Regions from separate parts of the Homo sapiens genome. Here region 2 is linked to region 1. A link is a loop called in an ENCODE intact Hi-C map of the cell type or tissue named here. Cell type or tissue: B cell. All regions are shown on one strand. Each heading gives the region's core, and the rest is flanking DNA. Links, peaks and the distances in the headings are about the cores only.

The links. Hi-C counts contacts between places; a loop is a spot of excess contacts. Peaks named below come from ENCODE experiments on the same cell type or tissue, not always from the same donor. Only the 100,000 strongest peaks of a DNase experiment are listed, where the experiment ranks them.
Region 2: a loop joins it to region 1, with 11 times the contacts of the local background. A loop is called at or near these places in 8 of 110 quality-filtered maps.

The regions. Positions count from the first base shown.
Region 1 is chr12:31,891,777-31,901,943 of GRCh38, reverse strand. It overlaps the pseudogene RPLP2P4. Among named protein-coding and RNA genes, the nearest start is that of LINC02422, 9.7 kb to the right of the region's middle. RefSeq lists a silencer at 5,863-5,962. In B cell, for the core only: a CTCF peak has its summit at 2,983; DNase peaks (open chromatin) are centred at 4,113, 5,193 and 6,013; H3K4me3 peaks cover 3,036 bases; H3K27ac peaks cover 5,026 bases.
Region 2 is chr12:31,655,341-31,665,507 of GRCh38, reverse strand. ETFBKMT (electron transfer flavoprotein subunit beta lysine methyltransferase) reads right to left here and starts at 5,820. Exons shown (of 4, transcript NM_001135863.2): 1 at 5,719-5,820; 2 at 3,241-3,667. The coding sequence starts at 3,554. RefSeq lists enhancers at 3,306-3,425, 5,873-6,032, 5,950-6,451 and a silencer at 6,153-6,462. In B cell, for the core only: a CTCF peak has its summit at 6,229; DNase peaks (open chromatin) are centred at 3,257 and 6,227; H3K4me3 peaks cover 2,755 bases; H3K27ac peaks cover 3,068 bases.

The DNA of each region.
Region 1 (10,167 bases), core at 1,306-9,305:
ACTATACTTCACACCCACTAAAATGACTCAAATTAAAAAGACTAACAATATCAGGCGTGGAAGAGAATTTGGAGCATCAGGAACATTGCCGGTAAGAATGAAAATGGTATGTTCCTTAGTCCATTTTCTGATGCTATCATAGAATACCCTAGACTGGGTAAATTATAATAAAACAAAATTTCTTTCTTTCTTTTTTTTTTTTTGAGACAGAGTCTCGCTCTGTCGCCCAGGCTGGAGTGCAGTGGCGCCATCTCGGCTCACTGCAAGCTCCTCCTCCCAGGTTCACGCCATTCTCCTGCCTCAGCTTCCCGAGTAGCTGGGACTACAGGCACCTGCTACCACACCCAGCTAATTTTTTGTATTTTTAATAGAGACGGCGGTTTCACTGTGTTAGCCAGGATGGTCTCAATCTCCTGACCTCGTGATCCGCCCACCTCGGCCTCCCAAAGTGTTGGGATTACAGGCGTGAGCCACAGAGACTGGCTTTTTTTTTTTTTTTTTTAAGAAGGGGTCTCACTCTGTCACCCAGGCTGGAGTACAGCCGCGCAATCTCGGTTCACTGTAACCTCCACCTCCCGGATTAAAGGGATTCTCCTGCTTCAGCCTCCCAAGTAGCTGGGATTACAGGCACCACCACGCCCGGCTAAATTTTGTATTTTTAGTAGAGACAGGGTTTCACCATTTGGCCAGGCTGGTCTTGAACTCCTGACCTCAAGTGATCCACCCGCCTTGGTCTCCCAAAGTGCTGGGATTACCGGTGTGAGCCACCTCACCCAGACGAAATGTATTTGGTAAAGTTCTGGAAACTGGCAAGTGCTTGGATTCAAGGACAAGGAGTCACAACTGCAGGGGGCCTTCTTGCTGTGTCATAACATGTGAAGGCATCACAGGATAAGAAGAGTGCAAGGCTGGCTTTTATCACAAACCCGCTCTTGAGATAACTTATTCCCTTCCACTATAACCCCACTAATCTGTTAATTCATGAAAAGATTAATCCATTCATGAGGGCTTAAGGTCTGTCTCTTAAAATTCTCACCTCCCCTTTTTTTTTTAGAGTCAAGATTTTGCTCTGTTGCCCAGGCTGGAGTGCAGTGGCATGATCATGGCTCACTGCAGCCTTGACCTCCTGAGCTCAAGGTATCCTCCCACCTCAGCCTCCTGAGTAGCTAGGACCACAGGTGTGTGCCACCATGTCTGTCTAATTTTTAAATGTTTTGTACAGATGGGGTCTTACTACATTGACCAGGCTGGTCTTGAACTCCTGTCCTCAAGCAATCCTCTTGCGCTGGCCTCCTAAAGTTCTGGGATTACAGACGTGAGCCACCATGCCTAGCCTGGTCCCACCTCTTAATAGAGTCGCCATGGTAATTAAATTCCAACATCAGTTTTGGAGGGACACAAACCACAGTGGTATGAATACTTTGAAAAGAGTTTGGTGGTTTCTGATTATGTGAAAGACAGAGTTACCACATGACCCAGCAATCCAACTGTTACGTACTTCCCCAAAAGAAATGAAAACATGTCCACACAAAGACTTGTGTGCAACTGTTCATTGGAGTTTTTTTCATAGTATGTATCTCCCAACTGGAAACAACCAACTGGTGAATGGATACACTGTTTTACATCCATACAATGCAAAGCTACTTACCAAAAAGAGCTACTTTAGATTTTTCTGTTTGTGAGCCAAAACAAAATAGAAACACACAAACAAAAAACCTACCAATACACATCACAACATGTATGAATCTCGAAAGCATTATGCTGAAGACAGCTGGGTGTGGTGACTCACACCTGTAATCCCAGCACCTTGGGAGGCCGAGTGGGGTGGATCACTTGAGGTCAGGAGTTTGTGACCAGCCTGGCCAACATGGTGAAAGTCTGTCTTTACCGAAAATACAAAAATTAGCCAGGTGTGGTGGTGGGCGCCTGTAATCCCAGCTACTCTGGAGGCAGAGGCACGAGAATCGCTTGAACCTGGGAGGTAGAGGTTGCAGCGAGCCCAGATCACACTGGTGCACTCCAGCCTAGCAGGATTGTCTCAAAAAAAAAAAAAAAAAAAAGCATTATGCTAAATACAAGGAGCCAGACACCGAAGATTCTACGATATCATTCCACATTTATAAAATTTTAGAAAAGGCAAATATTGTATATAGTGATAGAAAGCAGACTGATGGTTAGATTAATGTGAAATATTTTGCCACATAATGCAATGGAAATAACATAAATAAAAATAAACAAAAAAGTCAGTGTCTATCATCAAGATAGCTTCTAAGGAAGCTTCTACTGATATTTACAATTTATTGTCTATATCAAAGGCTATTTTATTTGTGGCTTTTTGGAGAGGCCAGTGGAGATTACAGCTCTGCCAGATTACTTTTTTGTGAAGCAATTTGCAATCACATTCTTGTTATATGGAGAAAAATCCTTGTTCTTGAAGGGAATTCTTAAAGGGAAGGGATGGTTGCTGTCTTGCTCTTCTTCATTTTTCCTGCAGATATCTAATGTATATTCACTTGAAGTAAGTCTTATTTGGGGAGTGTAGCAATATGTCAAGGCACTTAACATTGTGTCAAGGGTCACAGTGCCAAGCACCATGTCAAGGCAGAGGGAAGATGATTGATGATGTATCCTGAAGAATACTGCAGTCAAAGCTTGGAGAATGAGTTGAGTGCTGTGGAAACCCTGATGACAGGGACTACAATGAGGAAGAAGACCCAGAGCAGCGAAAGCTTTGGCAATCTGGCCAGGGAGACTATTGGATAACTAGGTATCCTGGATTTATGCAAAGGCTCTACAATGAGATTACTCAGTTTATAATTTGGATTAACCTGTCGTTTCTGTGGGCTCACCCAGGAATTTTCCTTACAGTATGATGTAGGGAAATGCCTTTGACCACTCCCCTATCTCTTTATCAATACCAGGGTCACACCTCTACCTAGCCTCCTTCCTTCCTTCCTTCCTTTCTTTTCTTCTTTCTTTCTCTTTCTTTTCTTTCTTCTTTCTTTTCTTTCTTCTTTCTTTTCTTCCTTTCTTCTTTTTCTTTCTTTTTCTTTCCTTCTTGCTTCCTTCCTTCCTTTGTTCTTTCCTTACTTCTTACTTCTTTTTTTTTTTTTTTTGAGACGGAGTCTTGCTGTCACCCAGGCTGGAATGCAGTGGTACCATCCAGGCTCACTGCAACCTCTGACTCCCGGGTTCAAGTGTTTTTCCTGCCTCAGCCTCCCGAGTAGTTGGGACTACAGGGGTGCACTACCATGCCCGGCTAATTTTTGTATTTTTAGTAGAGACGGGGTTTCACCATGTTACCCAGGCTGGTCTCAAACTCCTGACCTCACGTGATCAACCCGCCTTGGCCTTTCAAAGTGCTGGGATTACAAGGGTGAGACACCACGCCTGGCCCCTTTCTTCTTTTTTTTCCTTCCTGCCTCCTTTCCTCCTTCCTTCCTTCTTTCCAGAAATTAGTGTCAGTTCATCCTGTTTCTTTTTTATTGACTAGATCGGGGTCAGAAAACTGACCTGCAGCCTGTTTTTGTATGACCCATGGGCTAAGAATGGCTTTATCTTTTTAAATGGTGGATAACAAATCCCCAACATGCCTGTCTTTTGAGTTATGCCTCTCCCAGTCCGGATCAGTTGCTTTCTACATTTGCTGTTTTTGATCCTGTGATTTTCCTTCGCCATCACTTTGCGTCTCTCCTGTTTCTTCTATTCCCTTCCCTTTCCCTCCCCTCCCCTCCCCCACTCCCCTTCCTCTCCCTCCTTCCCTCCCTCCCTTCTTTCTTTCTTTCCAGGGGAATTGGCAGGGGAGCAGGAAGTCAAATCATATGTCACCATGTGACTCTTGGGACTCCTTCTTCTCATGTTTCTTCTTCTTTGTAGTAGGGGCAGGGCCAGCAGCAGGAGCTACAGAGCCGGGGCAGCAGAGGCGGCCACAGCCTTGTGGGAGAGCACAATGGCAACTTGCCAATACCCTGGGCAATGACACCTTTAATGTTTTTTCCATTCAGCTCACTGATGATCTTGCTGCACTGGTTGCCATTGGCCTTATTGCTTATATTGTACAGGATCTTCTTGACGTCCTTGGTGCTGGGCAAGGGGTTGCCCCCGAGGGCAGCCAGTAGGTAGGAAGGACGACCTTCTGTGTCCCGGAGGAAAAGAAAGCCACACCTTCCTCTTTTAGTTTGTTTCTTTTCTTATTCCTGTGTTGCTGCTGAGAAACCCAATCCAATTCCGACTCCCCCACCACCCTTTTGTGCCACCCTTCTACCCCTTCTGGAAGCCTGAGAATCTCCTGTTTGTCCTAGATATTTTACATTTCACAATCATATGCTTTAGTGCAGGACAATTTTCATCTATTATGATGGACACTTTCAATTTGGTTCTTCTATTCTGAGTGTGTTTCTTCAACTATTTCTTTTTTTTTTTTTTTTGGAGATGGAGTCTCGCCCTGTTGCCCAGGCTGGAGTGCAGCGGCCCAGTCTCAGCTCACTGCAACCTCCGCCTCCTGGGTTCAAGCGATTCTTCTGCCTCAGCCTCCCAAGTAGCTGCGACTACAGGTGCATGCCACCACACCCAGCTAATTTTTTGTATTTTAGTAGAGACATGGTTTCACTGTGTTGCCCAGGCTGGTCTTGAACTCCTGAGCTCAGGCAATCCGCCCGCCTCAGCCTCCCAAAGTGCTAGGATTTCAGGTGTGAGCCACCACGCCCAGCCTGAACTATTTCATTGTTGATTTCTTCCCCTCTGTTTTACTCTTCCTGGAAATTCTATTATTTGGCTGCTGAACTTCATAGATTTCATAAATTTTCTTACCTTTTTTCTCTCATTTCCTATCTCCTTGTCTTTTTGCCACGCTTTCTGTGTAATTTCCTCAATTTTATCTTTCAATTCTTCATTAAAATGTTCATTTCTTATCATGTCTTTAACGTCTAAAATTTCTTCTTGTTCTCTGAATGTTCCTCTTTTTACAAAATAACATCTTGTTCTTGTTTTCAGAATGCAGTATCTTTTCTTATCTTATCTTTCTCAAGACTGAGAAATGGAAAACTACAGAAACCACAACTTGAAAAACAGTACAGAGACCACAATTTGCAAGACAGATAAACTATGTCAGCAACAGCTCAGCTTGGACCCAGGTGTTCAGGAAACAAAACCACAGACTTTTTCACAGACAGCCTTGCCTAGCCTATCGACACAGTCAGTGACTCAACTTTGCAACTTTTGACCAATTCTTTCCTGCCCTAACTCTACCCTTCCTTCCTGCCCCTCCCCCAACTCTTGTTATCCCCGCCCTAAAAGCATCCTTTGGCTAACGCCTCCTCAGTGAAACTGTATAAAACTCAAATGTTAAAGCTACTCGGCGTCCATTTGACTGACTCCATTTGCTCACTATCTCCCTTGCCTGGCACATTTCTAATAAACTAAGCTTCCTTAGTTATTGTTATTTGTTATTTGTTTGTTCTATGTTTTAACCATAACAGATTTCTTTGCTGCTCTTTTATGAGAAACTTTCTTTTTTTTTGAGACAGAGTCTCACTCCGACGGGGTTTCACCATGTTGGCCAGGCTGATCTCAAACTCCTGACCTCAAGTGATCCGCCCGCCTCAGCCTCCTAAAGTGCTAGGATTACAGGTGTAAGCCACCGGGCCTGGTCTTTTATTTATTTATTTTTTTGAGATGGAGTCTCGCTCTGTCACCCAGGCTGGAATGCAGTGGCGCTCTCGGCTCACTGTAACCTGCACCCCCTGAGTTCAAGTGATTCTCCTGCCTCAGCCTCCTGAGTAGCTGGGACTACAGGCGACCGCCACCATGCCCAGCTAATTTTTGTATTTTCAGTAGAGATGGGGTTTTACCATGTTAGCCAGGATGGTCTCGATCTCTTGACCTTGTGATACACCTCCCTCGGCCTCCCAAAGTGAGTGAGGGAGCCACCGCGCCCAACCGGCACCTGGTCTTTTATGAGAAGCTTTGACTGAACATGAGTTAGTTTTCTTTCATCCACATAGTATTCTGTTTCTCCAAGGTGCTTTCCCTGCTTGTGTGCTTTTTGTCTTGCATGATAGAGGCTTACTTTAGAGTTCTGGTAATTTTTGGTTTCTTACGATGAGGAATGAAGGACTACAGCTGATTGGAAGTTTGCAGTATATGGAGAGCTCTTGTATTTCTGAGTTTACTGTAGGGCCATTTATTTGTTGGGTAATCTTATCAGTTTCTCTTCTTTCCTCTTGGGCTGCTTTGATTCCTGAGAGAAAGGTGTGACAATCCCCTTCCTAGAGGGTAAAGATCTGGCTGACATGGTTTGGGCACTAAATGATTGATGAAGGCTGTGAGGCAGGAGGCAGGGGCTTAGCAATCAGCAAGCATGTGATTGTGTAAACCTCCATTTTTGTTTGGTATCAAAGCTCTCAGCTGTACTTGATGTTTCCCAGTCCACAGACTCCAACTTCTGCTGAAACTAGGGAGAAACAGTCATCCAGCAGCATGAGAGCAGGTAGAAGATCTGGGTCTGTTTGTGATTCTACAATATAATCATTTCTGTTTTCAATTTTTCTCTACTGTTGCCACATAATTCAGCTTTCTCAGTTCTTCTGAGTTAGTCTGCAATCATCTCTTTGCTTTTTAGCTTTCAAAGGTTTATCATCGGCCAGGTGCAGTGTGGCTCATGCCTGTAATCCCAGCATTCGGGAGGCTGAGGCAGGCAGATCACCTGAGGTCAGGAGTTCGAGACCATCCTGGCCAACATGGTGAAACCCCGTCTCTACTAAAAATACAATAATTAGCCATGTGTGGTGGCATGCGCCTGTAGTCCCAGTTACTGCAGAGGCTGAGGCAGGAGAATGGCTAGAACCCAGGAGGTGGAGGTTGCAGTGAGCCAAGCTTGTGCCACTGCAATCCAGCCTGGTGACAGAGTGAGACTCTATCTCAAAAAAAAAAAAAAAAAAAAAAAAAAAGAAAAAAGAAATGTGAAGACAGGAGATTTGAGAGGGGCCAGGGGCAGAATTATAGGGTTTGGCTGTGGCTGCACCCAAATCTCATCTTGAATTTTAGTTCCCATAGTCCCCACATGTTGTGTAAGGGACCCGGTGGGATGTAATTGAATCATGGTGGCAGTTTCTCCCATGCTATTGTTGTGATAGTAAGTTCTCACGAGATTTGATAGTTTTATAAGGAGCTTGCTGCTTCACTTGACCCTCATTCTCCTTCCTGCTGCCCTGTGAAGAAGAACATGTTTGCTTCCCTTTCCACCATGATCATCAGTTTCCTAAGGCCTCCTCAGCCATGCTGAACTGTGAGTCAGTTAAACTTCTTTCCTTTCTAAATTACCCAGTCTTGGATGTGTTCTTAGTATGAGAGTAGTATGAGAAAGGACTAATACAAGCTATTTCAATAAGCCATAAAAAGCAGTAAAAAGGCCAGACAGGGCCAGGCACGGTGGCTCATGCCTGTAATCTCAGTGCTTTGGGAGGCTGGAGGCAGGTGGACCACCTGAGGTCAGGAGTTCAAGACCAGCCTGGGCAAAATGGTGAAATGCCATCTCTACTAAAAATACAAAAAATTAACCAGATGTGGTGGCAGGCATCTGTAGTCCCAGCTACCTGGGAGGCTGAGGCAGGAGAATTGCTTGAACCCAGGAGGCAGAGGTTGCAGTGAGCTGAGATCGCGCCACTACACTCCAGCCTAGGTAACAGAGCAAGATTCTGTCTCAAAACAAAACAAAACAAAAAATGGGTCAGGCACAAAGGCTCATGCCTGTAATCCCAACACTTTGTGAGGCTGAGGTGGGAGGATCACTTGAGTCCCAGTATTTAAGACCAGCCTGGGCAACATAATGAGACGCATCTCTATTTATATAATCAAAAAAGAAAAAAGAAAAAAAAGGCAATATTCCTTTAACAGTGTGAGTGTCTCAATGAAATGGAATGGAAATCAGGTATTTCCATTCCCCTAGAGTTGTTTTTTTTTTTTTTTTCTCCCTCTGTTGCCCAGGCTGGAGTGCAGCGGCTCGATCTCTGCTCACTGCAACTTCTGCCTCCCGGGTTCAAGCGATTCTCCTGCCTCAGCCTCCTGAGTAGCTGGGATTACAAGTGCGTGCCACCACGCCTGGCTAATTTTTTGTATTTTTAGTAGAGATGGGGTTTCACCATCTTATCCAGGATGGTCTCTATCTCCTGACCTCGTGATCCGTCCACCTCGGCCTCCCAAAGTGCTGGGATTACAGGCATGAGCCACTGCGCGTGGCCGAGCATCTCTTATTTTCTCCACCCACAGGTAAAGAATACTTTCACCAATATTCTGAATTGTATTTTCTCAAGCCCATTTGATAAATCTGCACATTCTTGTCCTTTAAGCCAAGAGTCTTACCTACTAATAAGTAGGTGGAGCTGTACCTGTATATTAATTCAGTAGCATCACCTATGAGCAAAGTGTCCATTTGGGGTAATCAATATCATCACTAATTCTAATACAAAATGTTTTGGCATAGTCATCAATGACACGTAATTCCTCAAAATAAGTGGCTGTCATTGCTTCAGTCTCTTCATTCTGCCTCTGGTAGCTCCTTGCGCTCCCTTCAGCCATGTGGCCCCTAGAGCAGCCCTGGGGCTGGTGCTGAGGTCCAGAAGCGCAGGGTGGAATTTTTAGTTTCCAAATATTTTTTATCTGTGGTTGGTTGAATCCCCAGATGTGGAACCCACAAATACAGAGGGCCAACTGCGTGTGTGTGTGTGTGTGTGTGTGTGTGTGTGTGTGTACATGTTGAATGTTGGTGTTTATACCTTATGTTCATTTTTTAGAACTGTCTTTTTTTTGAGACAGGGTCTTGCTGTGTTGCCCAGGCTGGAGTGCAGTGGTACTATCATACTCACTGCAATCTCAAATTCATGGGCTCAAGTGCTCCTCCTGCCTGCCTCAACCTCCCAAGTAGCTGAGAATACAAGTGCTTGCCACCACACCCAGCTAATTTTAATTTTTTTTGTAGCAATTGGGTCTCACTATATTGCCCAGGCTGGTCTTGAACTCCTGGCCTCAAGTGATCCTCCCACCTCAGGCTCCCAAAGTGCTGAGATTGCAAGCATGAGCCACCACACCCAGCCTGATGTTTGGTGTTTTCATTGTATTAGTCCATTCTTGCACTACTATAAAGAAATACCTGAAACTGGGTAATTTTTCTTTTTTTTTTTTTTTGAAACGGAGTTTTGCTCTTGTTGACCAGGCTGGAGTGCAGTGGCACGATCTTGGCTCACCACAACCTCTGCCTCCAGAGTTCAAACAATTCTCCTGCCTCAGCATCCCAAGTAGCTGGGATTACAGGCATGCGCCACTATGCCTGGCTAATTTTGTATTTTTAGTAGAGACGGGGTTTTTCCATGTTGGTCAGGCTGGCCTTGAACTCCTGACCTCAGGTGATCCACCCACCTCAGCTTCCCAAAGTTCTGGGATTACAGGTGTGTGCCACTGGAAACTGGGTAATTTTTAAATAAAAGAGGCTTAATTGGCTCACGGTTCCACAGGCTGTACAGGAAGCATGCTGGGGAGGCCTCAGGAAACTTTCAATCATGGTGAAAGACAAAAGAGAAGCAGGCACGTCTTACAGGGCCAGAGCACGAGGAATAGAGAGAGTGGGGAGGTGCTACACACTTTTAAACAACCAGATCTCCTGATAATCCACTCACTATCACGAGAACAGCACCAAAGGGGAAATTTGCGTACAAGATCCAATCATTTCCCACCAGACCCCGCCTCCAACATTGGGGATTACAATTTGTCATGAGATTTGGGCAGGGACACAGACCCAACCATATCATTCATTATCACTCAATTTAAGTATGTCTTAAAATTTAAAAAAAAATTTTTTTTGTCTTATAACTGATGAAGTGGCAAATATTTCTTAATTTTTCTCATGACATCTGCTTGGTCCCAGGAGTTACTTAATGGTGCACTTTTAAGTTTCCAAGTAAATTTTAAGTAATCTTTTTTTTTTTTTTTTTGAGACAGAGTTTTGCTCTTGTTGCCCAGGCTGGAGTGTAGTGGCATGATCTCGGCTCACTGCAACCTCCGCCTTCTGATTTCAAGAGATTCTCCTGCCTCAGCCTCCCGAGTAGCTGGGATTACAGATGCCCACCACCACGCTTGGTTAATTTTTGTATTTTTAGTAGAGACGGGGTTTCACCA
Region 2 (10,167 bases), core at 1,246-9,245, 240 kb after region 1:
AAAGAAAAAAGAAAAGAAAAGGAAAAGAAAGAAAAGAGATGTCTTTAGGTTGACTGGACAAAAGAAATAGTGAAAAGTAGCAGAACTTGGTCCAACCTTGGCAAGTTTGGTCTGACTAGAGTGACACAAAAAGTCCATCTCCAGAGCTGGGCAGAGGTGGCAGAAGAAAGGACCTAGTCATTTGGTCTTTCTCTTCAGCAGGTGTGAAGCACAGTACCACACAACTGACTGATTATGCTATTCAAGTCAATTTTTTTCAAAAAAAAGTTGTAGGCTGGGCACAGTGGCTCCTGCCTGTAATCCCAGCACTTTGGGAGGCTGAGCAGGTGGATCACCTGAGGTCAGGAGTTCGAGACCAGTCTGGCCAACATGGTGAAATCCCATCTCTACTAAAAATACAAAAATTAGCCAGGTGTGGTGGCGGGCACCTGCAATCCCAGCTACTCGGGAGGCTGAGGCAGGAGAATTGCTTGAACCCAGGAGGCAGAGGCTGCAGTGAGTAGAGATCAAGCCATTGCACTCCAGCCTGGGTGACAGAGTAAGACTCTGTCTCAAAAAAAAAAAAAAAGAAAGAAAGAAAAGAAATGTATAAATGGCCAGGTGTGGTGGCTCACGCCTGTAATCCCAGCACTTTAGGAGGCAAGGTGGGTGGATCACCTGAGGTCAGGAGTTCGAGACCAGCCTGGCCAACAGGGTGAAACCCCGTCTCTACTAAAAATACAAAATTAGCCAGGCGTGGTGGTACATGCCTGTAATCCCAGCTACTCGGGAGGCTGAGGCAGAGAATCGTTTGAACCCGGGAGGGGAAGGCTGCAGTCTGCCAAGATTGTGCCATTGCACTCCAGCCTGGGCAACAAGAGCAAAACTCCATCTCAAAAAAAAAAAAAAAAAGAAAGAAAAAGAAATGTATAAATACTGTGCCTCCTAAAAACCTCTTAGAAGAGCACAGGCCACAAACTTTTCTGTGACTTGCATTTTTCTTGGGCTTAACAAACCTTGACTGGTTGAGACTCATGCCTCAGTCTCTCATTTCGGCTGACAAAGTATTGAATACTTAGTATGTTCCAGAAACTACCGAGCACCACGAATTAAGACTGACAAAATACTGCTAAAACAAAGACTAAAATTAGTAAACTCAATCCAAGAGTCACTGTCTCCTCTTGACTCCATCATAGAGTGATTTTCCTGCTGCTTGAAATGTAGTATAATGACCTCTCTGGTAAAACTCAAAGTCCAATTCAACCAAGGAATTTGGACTGGAGCTAAATAGTTACCAAACAAGCGAAGAGGGATGGAGAAACGCTGAAATAACAAATTTCAGCTGACTCTTGATCTTCGGATTGGAGTAATAAGGAACAGTGGGTACTACTGAGGCAGGAGAATGGCAGAGGAAGTCAGGGGTGAAGGGGACCCGTTGGACATAGGCTAGCTGAAGCAATACCAAAAGCAAAGCATACAAGATAGCAGAAACAGGACATATGAAATAAGACAGTAAGCAGTAAGAGATACGGGAGTAAGCAATGAGTTAGAACATGCAAGATAAGGAAAATAAGTGGAAAGGGGTTGCAGTAGCAATTTGGTTACAAGAACTAAAAGTAAAGATGAGCAATTTTGTCAGAAAAGATAAAATAAGGTTAAGCAAGGATGCACAATTAGCTTATGAGAAATAAAGTGCGGTTTAGGCACAATGAGGGAAAGGCCAGGATGAGCAATTCACTTACGAAAAACAAAGTAAGGTTAAGCAAGTGAGGAAAAAACATATAAAAGGCCATGAACTATAACAAACTGGGGCTGATACCACTCGCAGGTCAGCCTGATCCGTTGCTGATTGCATTCTGCTTAACAAACTGTTTGCTGCCTTGCTACTTGTATGTGTCATGTCCAATTCTTTGTTGATGGCACTAAGAACCTGGGACTTGACATCAACCAGTTAACACTATGGCAAAGTAGAGGCATACATGCCCTGTCTAAATAGCTGCTACTGCCAGGCACGATGGCTCATGCCTGTAATCCCAGCACTTTGGGAGGCCGAGGCTGGCGGATCACTTGAGGTCAGGGGTTCGAGACCAGCCTGGTCAACATGGTGAAACCCTGTCTCTACTAAAAATACAAAATTAAGCCAGGCGCGGTGGCTCACGCCTGTAATCCCAGCACTTTGGGAGGCCGAGGAGGGCGGATCACGAGGTCAGAAGTTCGAGACCAGCCTGATCAACATGGTGAAACCCCATCTCTACTAAAAATACAAAAATTAGCCGGGCATGGTGGCATGAGCCTGTAGTCCCAGCTACTCAGGAGGGTGAGGCAGGAGAATGGCGTGAACCCGGGAGGCGGGGCTTGCAGTGAGCCGAGATCACACCACTGCACTCCAGCCTGGGTGACAGAGTGAGACTCTGTCTCAAAAAAAAAAAAAATTTTTTTTTGTAGAGATAGGGGTATCACTATGTTGCCTACGCTGGTCTCAAACTCTTGACTTCAAGCTGTCCTCCTGCACTGGCTTCCTAAAGCACTGGGATTACAGGCACTGCACCCAACAGAAGAGGGAAACTTTGAACAGCCCACTCACTCACAGCTCCTGTTTTATGGGAAAATAAGCAACTCTGGAAGGAATGTGAGGTTTATGGAGCGACATTCACTGAATTAAAGGAGAGCGAAAGGACTGGGTGTTTAGCTTCCATCTAGGAACTCTGCAATGGTCATGCGCTATGAACTATGAACCTCCTAACAGGTGAGATTTCTGGATCACTTATAGCTATCCAGGGTCTTGACAGCTGACTCTAGGATTTCTCTTGGGGAGACAGTTACTTGGGAAAATAGCTTGATAAGCTTGGGTTAGAATGGGAAATTACGCAACAAGGCAACAAAAAATATGGCTAACCTGAGGCTAGGCTCAGAGGCTCATGTCTGTAATACCAGCACTTGGGGAGGTTGAGGAGGCCAGATGTTTAAGACCAGCCTGGACAACATAGCAAGATCCTGTCTCTACCAAAAAAAAAAAAAAAAAAGAAAGAAAGAAAAAAGAAAACAACAAGACTGAGTTTTGCCGGTTTCTGTTTTGTTTTTGAGACAGGCCAGGCGAGAGTGCAGTGGCAGGATCACAGCTTACAGCCTCAGCCTCCCAAAGTACTGAGACTACAGGCATGAGCCACCACGCCTAGCATTGCTCTGGTTTTTTGTAGAGGTTGGAGGGAACTGAAAACAGCAAAGATCTGTAGCGCCTTAAAGGTTTCATTAGGGTAGTACCTAGACAGGGCTTGGCCTCCTGGCCAGTAGATTGCCCAGTAAGGATCACTGTGGGGCCACAGGTCAGCTCTCTCCCACCAGAATTTGCATCTGGGGGTCAAAAGCCGCAACTGGATTTCAGGGGTGAGGCTACCACTGCTGGTGACTTCAGTGTTCTCCTCCAGGAAAGCCTTTATCTCAGGGTCCAAAAAGCTTCCAGCTCCTCTCCAGGGACACTGGCCACAGGGAAACAAGAGAAGACCACTGCTTCGCAGAGCCTGCAAGAGGAGACCACAGTGGTTCCTGTGTGCTTTCCAACCTAGACTCAAAGCCATCAGTCCTTTCCCCAAACACAGGTTCTGTCAATGTTCTGTTGATAATAGCTGCTTCTCAAGGAGAATGAACAAGGGTGTGTCTCCCAACTTGATCTCAACCGGAACCTCTGACTCTGAAAAAAAAAAGAAAAGTAATACTGAGAATTCTGAGGAAGAGCAACATTTCTAGATCCTATTACATAATAAGAAAATATTGGCCGGGCGCGGTGGCTCACGCCTGTAATCCCTGCACTTTGGGAGGCCAAGGCGGGTGGATCACGAGGTCAGGTGTTCAAGACCAGTGTGGCCATCATGGTGAAACCCTGTCTCTACTAAAAATACAAAAAATTAGCCAGGCGTGGTGGCGGGTACCTGTAATCTCACTACTTGAGAATTGCTTGAACCCGGGAGGCGGAGGTTGCAGTGTGCCGAGATCGCACCATTGCATTCCAGCCTGGGCAACAAGAGCAAAACTCCGTCTCATAAAAAAAAAAAAGAAATAAAATATTACAGTGTATATTACTGTATCTGATGATTCACATGTGCAAGTTCATTTCAGATGAAAGCTTTGGTGCATCAATTGGGAAAATCCAATCTTTTTAAATGATACTTTTCACAAGAGAATCCTTTTAGTAATTTAACACAACAAATATACAAGCATTTGATTTTGAAAGAATCCTCAAGAAAATGCCTCTTACAGGAAATCAGCCATACAGTCATCCTTCAGTATCCTCAAGTGATTGGTTCCGGTATCCCCTGCTTCCAGGATACCACAATCAGAGGATACTCAAGTCCCTTATATAAAATGGCATCATATTTGTATATAAACTAGGCATATGCTGTGGTATACTTTACTTTAAATCATCTCTGGATGACTCATAATACTTAATACAACGTAAATGCTATATAAGTAGTTGTTACACTATTTTTGTGTTATTTTTATTGTTGTAATTTTATATTGCTATATTGTTATATTGTGGGCCAACTGTACCTTTAAAGTTCTTTCATAAATTTAACAAAGTAGGCATGCTTGGTAACTGTGAACAAAATAACAGAAGTCTTCTGTCTTCAGGAAGCTTATATTCTAGTGGTGGGATAAAGCAGTTAACAGGGCAAACACAGTTTTTGCCTTTATGAAGTCTAGCCAAGAGTTCTGGGGGTTAATGAATTTATAATTGTCTGTGGGCAGAGATATATTAATACAAATTATATTGACTACTCTATTTCATTAAAGATTGTTGTATCATAAAACAATGCAATCAAGATTCAGGTTTTTTCCTTTAAAAATACTGTATGCATTTAATTGTAATAAAAGAACATCAACTCCTAAATCTCTTTCTGTAAAAGTATCTGATGGTTCGATTTTACCAAGCCTAAACTGAAAAGATTTGCTCCAACAGAAAAACACCTGTGCAATTGATCACTAAGATTTGTTTAAAAATATATATATATAGAAAAACACCCGGATTAGAATAAATGAGAATGAGGAACAACTTAAACACAACTTATACACCCAGTTGTTTGGGGACCTCGGATCTCTTCTGCATAAATGTTTTAAATGGTCTTAAATCCACTAAAGTATTTAGGGGTCAAAAATCCAAATCCCCACAAGGGGCTGGACATCATAAATGAGTGATGCAGGCTGGCTGTAAAATAACAGAGGGGCTGTGGCAAGCTGGAGACTGTTTTCAAACAGTTCAAAAAGGCTAGGCAGGACATGCTGCCAGATCCTCCGATTTCTCAAAATCATCAAAAAAATCTAGATATTGACACATTAGCTTCCACCTTTTTTTTTTTTTTTTTTTTTTTTTTTGAGACAGAGTCTCTGTTGCCCAGGCTGGAGTGCAGTGGCGTGATCTCGGCTCACTGCAACCTCCGACTCCCAGGTTCAAGCGATTCTCCTACCTCAGCCTCCCGAGTCCTGGGATTACAGGGGCGTGCCACCACGCCCGGCTAATTTTTGTATTTTTTTTTTTTTTTTTTTTTTTAGTAGAGACGAGGTTTCGCCATGTTGGCCAGACTGGTCTGGAACTCCTGACCTGAAGCGATCCTCCTGCCTCGACCTCCCAAAGTGCTGGGATTACAGGCGCGAGCCACCACGCCCGGCCAGCTTCGGCTTGTAAACATCAGCAACTCATTCAAATATCAAAACACAGGGCAGGTCAAAATGCATGTCAGGTCATACATAGCCTGTGAACTCAGCGTAGACTTCCAGTGGGTGTTAGTTACCCCACATCAGTGTCCTGGGATCGTAGGGGTCTCTCAGGGCCTGGTATCCCACTAGACTAATTGTTAAGCAGTACTAGGCTGTCACTTGAATCACACAACGCAGCCTAAGTTTAAAGGTAACGCAGAGCAAATAGAGATTATTTGGGATTTGGACCCCATGTCATTTAGATCGGCGCTTCCCTCTCCCGTCCCAGCACCGATGAGGCATGGGTTATGAAGTATGTGACTGTGGTGACCACTTGGTATTTCTCTTAATGAGAAGGAGAGCTGATGGGATGAAAAGAGTTACGTTCCACAACGGGTAGACGGCGGCGTCATTTTCCTCCAGAGGCGGGGTGGAGTCGATCTTAAAGGGGCAGGCACCGTCCTCCCTGTCTCCTTACCTAGCTTTGCTGACACCGCCCTCGGAAGTAAAGCATAGGGCTCGCCTGTCACTCGCCCTGGCGACTGTTCCCGCTCATGCTTTACATTTCCGGGGTCCCGCTACCAAAACTGAGCCACGCTCTAGCAGAGCGCCGCGGCCCGGCAGGGGGCGGGACGGACGGCGGCCCCTCGCGGCCCCGCCCTTTTTCCCAGCAGCGCTTTCTTTCTCCTCCACTTTCTTAAAGGGACAGAAGCGCGAAACCAAAGGGCGCCCTGACCTCACCTGGAAAATAAGGGAACGTTAAATCTGTGTGCAATGTTTGTAGAATTTTGATTCCTAAAAAGTTCATTCTGAAACTATGCAACACCTACTATGTGCCAGTCGCACTTCCAGGCACCGGGCATAGAGTGGTGAGCAAAATAGACACCGTATATTTAAAAAAAAAAAAAAAAAAAGACACAGTATAAGCCCTCTGTGCTGCCTACATTCAACTGCGATTAAATCATAATGAATGTCCTTTCTTTTCTAATAATTCATAAATTCACTAGCAATTTATTTGCAGCCTATATCACTCGAGTCTGGATCTACATATATCCACCTTTCAACTGGACCCACATCCCACTGGCCCCTCAACTCAACACTCAAAGTTAACTCACCATCTGACCTGACAACAATTAAAACCTGCTCTGGCGTGCTAGAGGGGGGAAAACGGTCCAAAACTAAGAAACAGGAAAATCGTGTTTCTGCATTTTAGTTTGCAGTTTGAGAAATGCACTGGCACCTGCCTGTTCAAAATTAGAATTTGTCGCTTGGGTTCTGCGCTCCTGCCATGGGTGTGACAGCTTTCTGTCTTTCCATGTAAACTGGAATCTTTAGGAACTACTACAAGGAAAGGAAACTTTGTGCTTCCAGTCAACAGCCCCAGATGCAGCCTTATCATTTCTTTCTTAGTTGAATGGTGTATTTGCTACATTCTTGTTGATAAGCTATACACCTTGCATTTCACAGTATTCTGCCTTAGATTTCCTGTGTAATAACTGATATAATGTGTTTATGAACTGCATTCATCCACTTATGAGCTGCTTTTTTCTTAATTAGTTGCTGATGTAAACGCTTGTTTTCTCAACTATAACTTTTCATTACCACACACTCTCCGATTCTCCTGCTAGCAGTGAACCTTGATCCATGTTCAAGATCAATTTCTATAAGAAATATTGTTTTTAACCAGCTTCGGTGTTCTATCCCAATTAATAGTTTGAACATCCCAGTCACTGCCCAAGAAACCAGAACGAACAGGCTAACCTAACATTTTTACAAAAGAGGGTTGGTTCCTGGAAAAAAGCTTGGTAGTCATCACTGAAGATGCATTTAATAATGTTTGGATAACTCATTCAAAACTTGCAACTTGGCTGAAGGGACTGCAACATGCCTTTCCTGTCCCATAATGGATTTAAAACTGGTCCAGTTCTTTCTATCCCTCCTGCCATTGCCTTAGTTTGGCATTATAATGGCTTGCCTGGGTTCCTATAACTTGTCTATCTCTAATTCTGCCTTCCTTAAAACTATTCTTTTTTTTTTTTTTTTTTTTTTGAGATGAAGTCTTGCTCTGTCGCCCAGGCTGGAGTGCAGTGGCATGATCTCGGCTCATTGTAACCTCTGCCTCCTGGGTTCAAGCCATTCTCCTGCCTCAGCTTCCCCAGTAGCTGGGATTATAGGCGCACACCACCACACCCAGCTAATTTTTGTGTTTTTAGTAGAGACGGGGTTTCACCATGTTGGTCAGGCTGGTGCCCAACTTTTGACCTCGTGATCCGCCCACCTCGGCCTCCCAAAGTGTTGGGATTACAGGTGTGAGCCACTGCGACCGGCCAAGATTATTCTTTATATTGCAGCTTAAATGATTTTTTTCTGAAACTTAGATTCCATAGTCTAGAAAAGGCCTGCCCTTCCTTTAGTCCCAGACAAAGCATGAAAAACAGGGATATATGGATTTTCTTTTCTGTTGTTTGGTGTTGATGCATTGTAATGTCTTAATAGAAAGGACCGTCTAGATTTTAACAAAATTGACCCACATACATCCAAGCAGACTTGTGAACTGATAACAATTTGAGCTGTTGTCTATCCTTGTGATTTTTTTACTTTAAATACCTGCCCTACATTTTTGTTTACAAAGCCAGTTCTCTAATAATCGGTCCCTCTTGCAGGTGCAAGTAAAAAATTCTATTCCCTACACAACTTTGTCTTTAAGGGTTTTTTGGTTTTTCAACAAGTTATTCAATTACACTTATTAACTGTATGATCTTGGACACATTGCTAAACCTTCTTAATAATCAGTTTCTTCATCTGTAAAATAGTGATGATAGTAATAATGTTTTAGGAAGATTTAATAAGATAAAAGCACATCTTGTTTAGCCCAGTTCCTGGCATGTAGTAAATGCTTGCTAAGTATGCTATTACAGTGATGATCATTATTAGAAACACAGAGATAGTGTTGATGAGCAGCAGATCAGGTTTTCAGTTAAAGGTGAGAGGATCAAACTTGAATTTTAGAAAAATGTTTTATGCTGCAGGTAGCAAAGAGTTAAAGGCGGGGCAAGACTGAAGACAAGGAAACCGCCATTGGAGGATATTATGGTAATCCAAGCAAACAATAATGGAGACAGAACTAAGGTAACTGCGATAGGGATGGAAAGAATTGGAACATTTGAAAATGATTAAGGATGAGCTATTAGCAGGACTTGGAGACTAATTAAATACACTCGTTTAACCGTAATGCTAGCCAATCTAAGGGCAAGATGGTTTCTCTTGCTCCACTCGATTGGCCTGTGCTGTTCATCAGCAGGCTATCTGTGTTCTCCCTTGCTTAAAACCTGCTCTAGCTCCCCAGACCTTCAATGGTACAGCCGGATTCCTGACCACAGCTTTCCTGGCCCATGCTGATCAGTCCCGACTTAACCTATCCTGCCTCTTTTCAAAACACTCCTCTTCTCCCCTCTCTGCTGCAATTTGTTTTCCTCCCACAGCGCCTTGTTCTCTCATCCCTAGGCCTTGTTGAAGACAGAAAGCTGCCACTGCTAACCGCTCCTCACTGTCCAAACCACCTACTCGTCCTTCAGAACTCAGTTCAACGTTAAGGTCCTCTGAAAAGCCTTCCCCAACATGCCAGCCTACACGCTAATCTTCCTATTTTCTTAGCTTCCTATGGGCATGTACAACAAGCATATCAAGCAGAACCGTCACTGCCTAGACTTGAAAGCAGACCATGTCATACCTCTTTTAGCCTCTGGCACAGACACTCAATAAACTCTGTTAAATGAAAGAAAAGGCAAATAAATACATGAGTAAAATAACAAACATTACATATCAGTATCTCATTTAAAAAATTTACTTTTAACAGCTTTATTGAGGTATATTTGACTTCACATTGGCAACTTTGCATGTTTACAGAGTACAGTCTAATGTCCTGACATATGTATTGTCAACCCAAATGAGAGACTGAGGCAAGAATCTCAATCAATCCAGGTTTATTGAGCCAGAGCTTAAAGGTGTGCCCAGGAAAACCCTGAGTCACAGAAACATGAGTCTGTGGCCCGTGCTCCTTGGGAAAGGCTTCAGGAGACTCGGTATTTACACATTGCTTTAAGAGAAAAGACATGCAGGAAAAGGGAGATAGGCGTGAAGCAAATGATGACATTCTTGTGAGATTTTAATTAGTGCCCAGTACATCTATGCTATACATGAGATAAGGCAAACATTCGAAAATAGGGAGTAAAGGAAGAATTCATTATTCAGACTTCTCAGGATAGGTAGAAGAATAATGGATGTCATCTTTGTTTTTGCACTTGGGAAGATAAGGCTTATAATTGACACAGTCGGTGTGAAATTTACCAGACTTTAGGTTCCTGGACAAGGAGTTAGACTTAAGTCACAGACTTAAAGTGACAGTTGACATGTCCTTGTTTATGGGAGGATTTATTATACACCTTGAAAGGTTTAGGAGCCAGGAAAGAATTTTCTTAGGCGCGATTTGTGAGGGCAGTT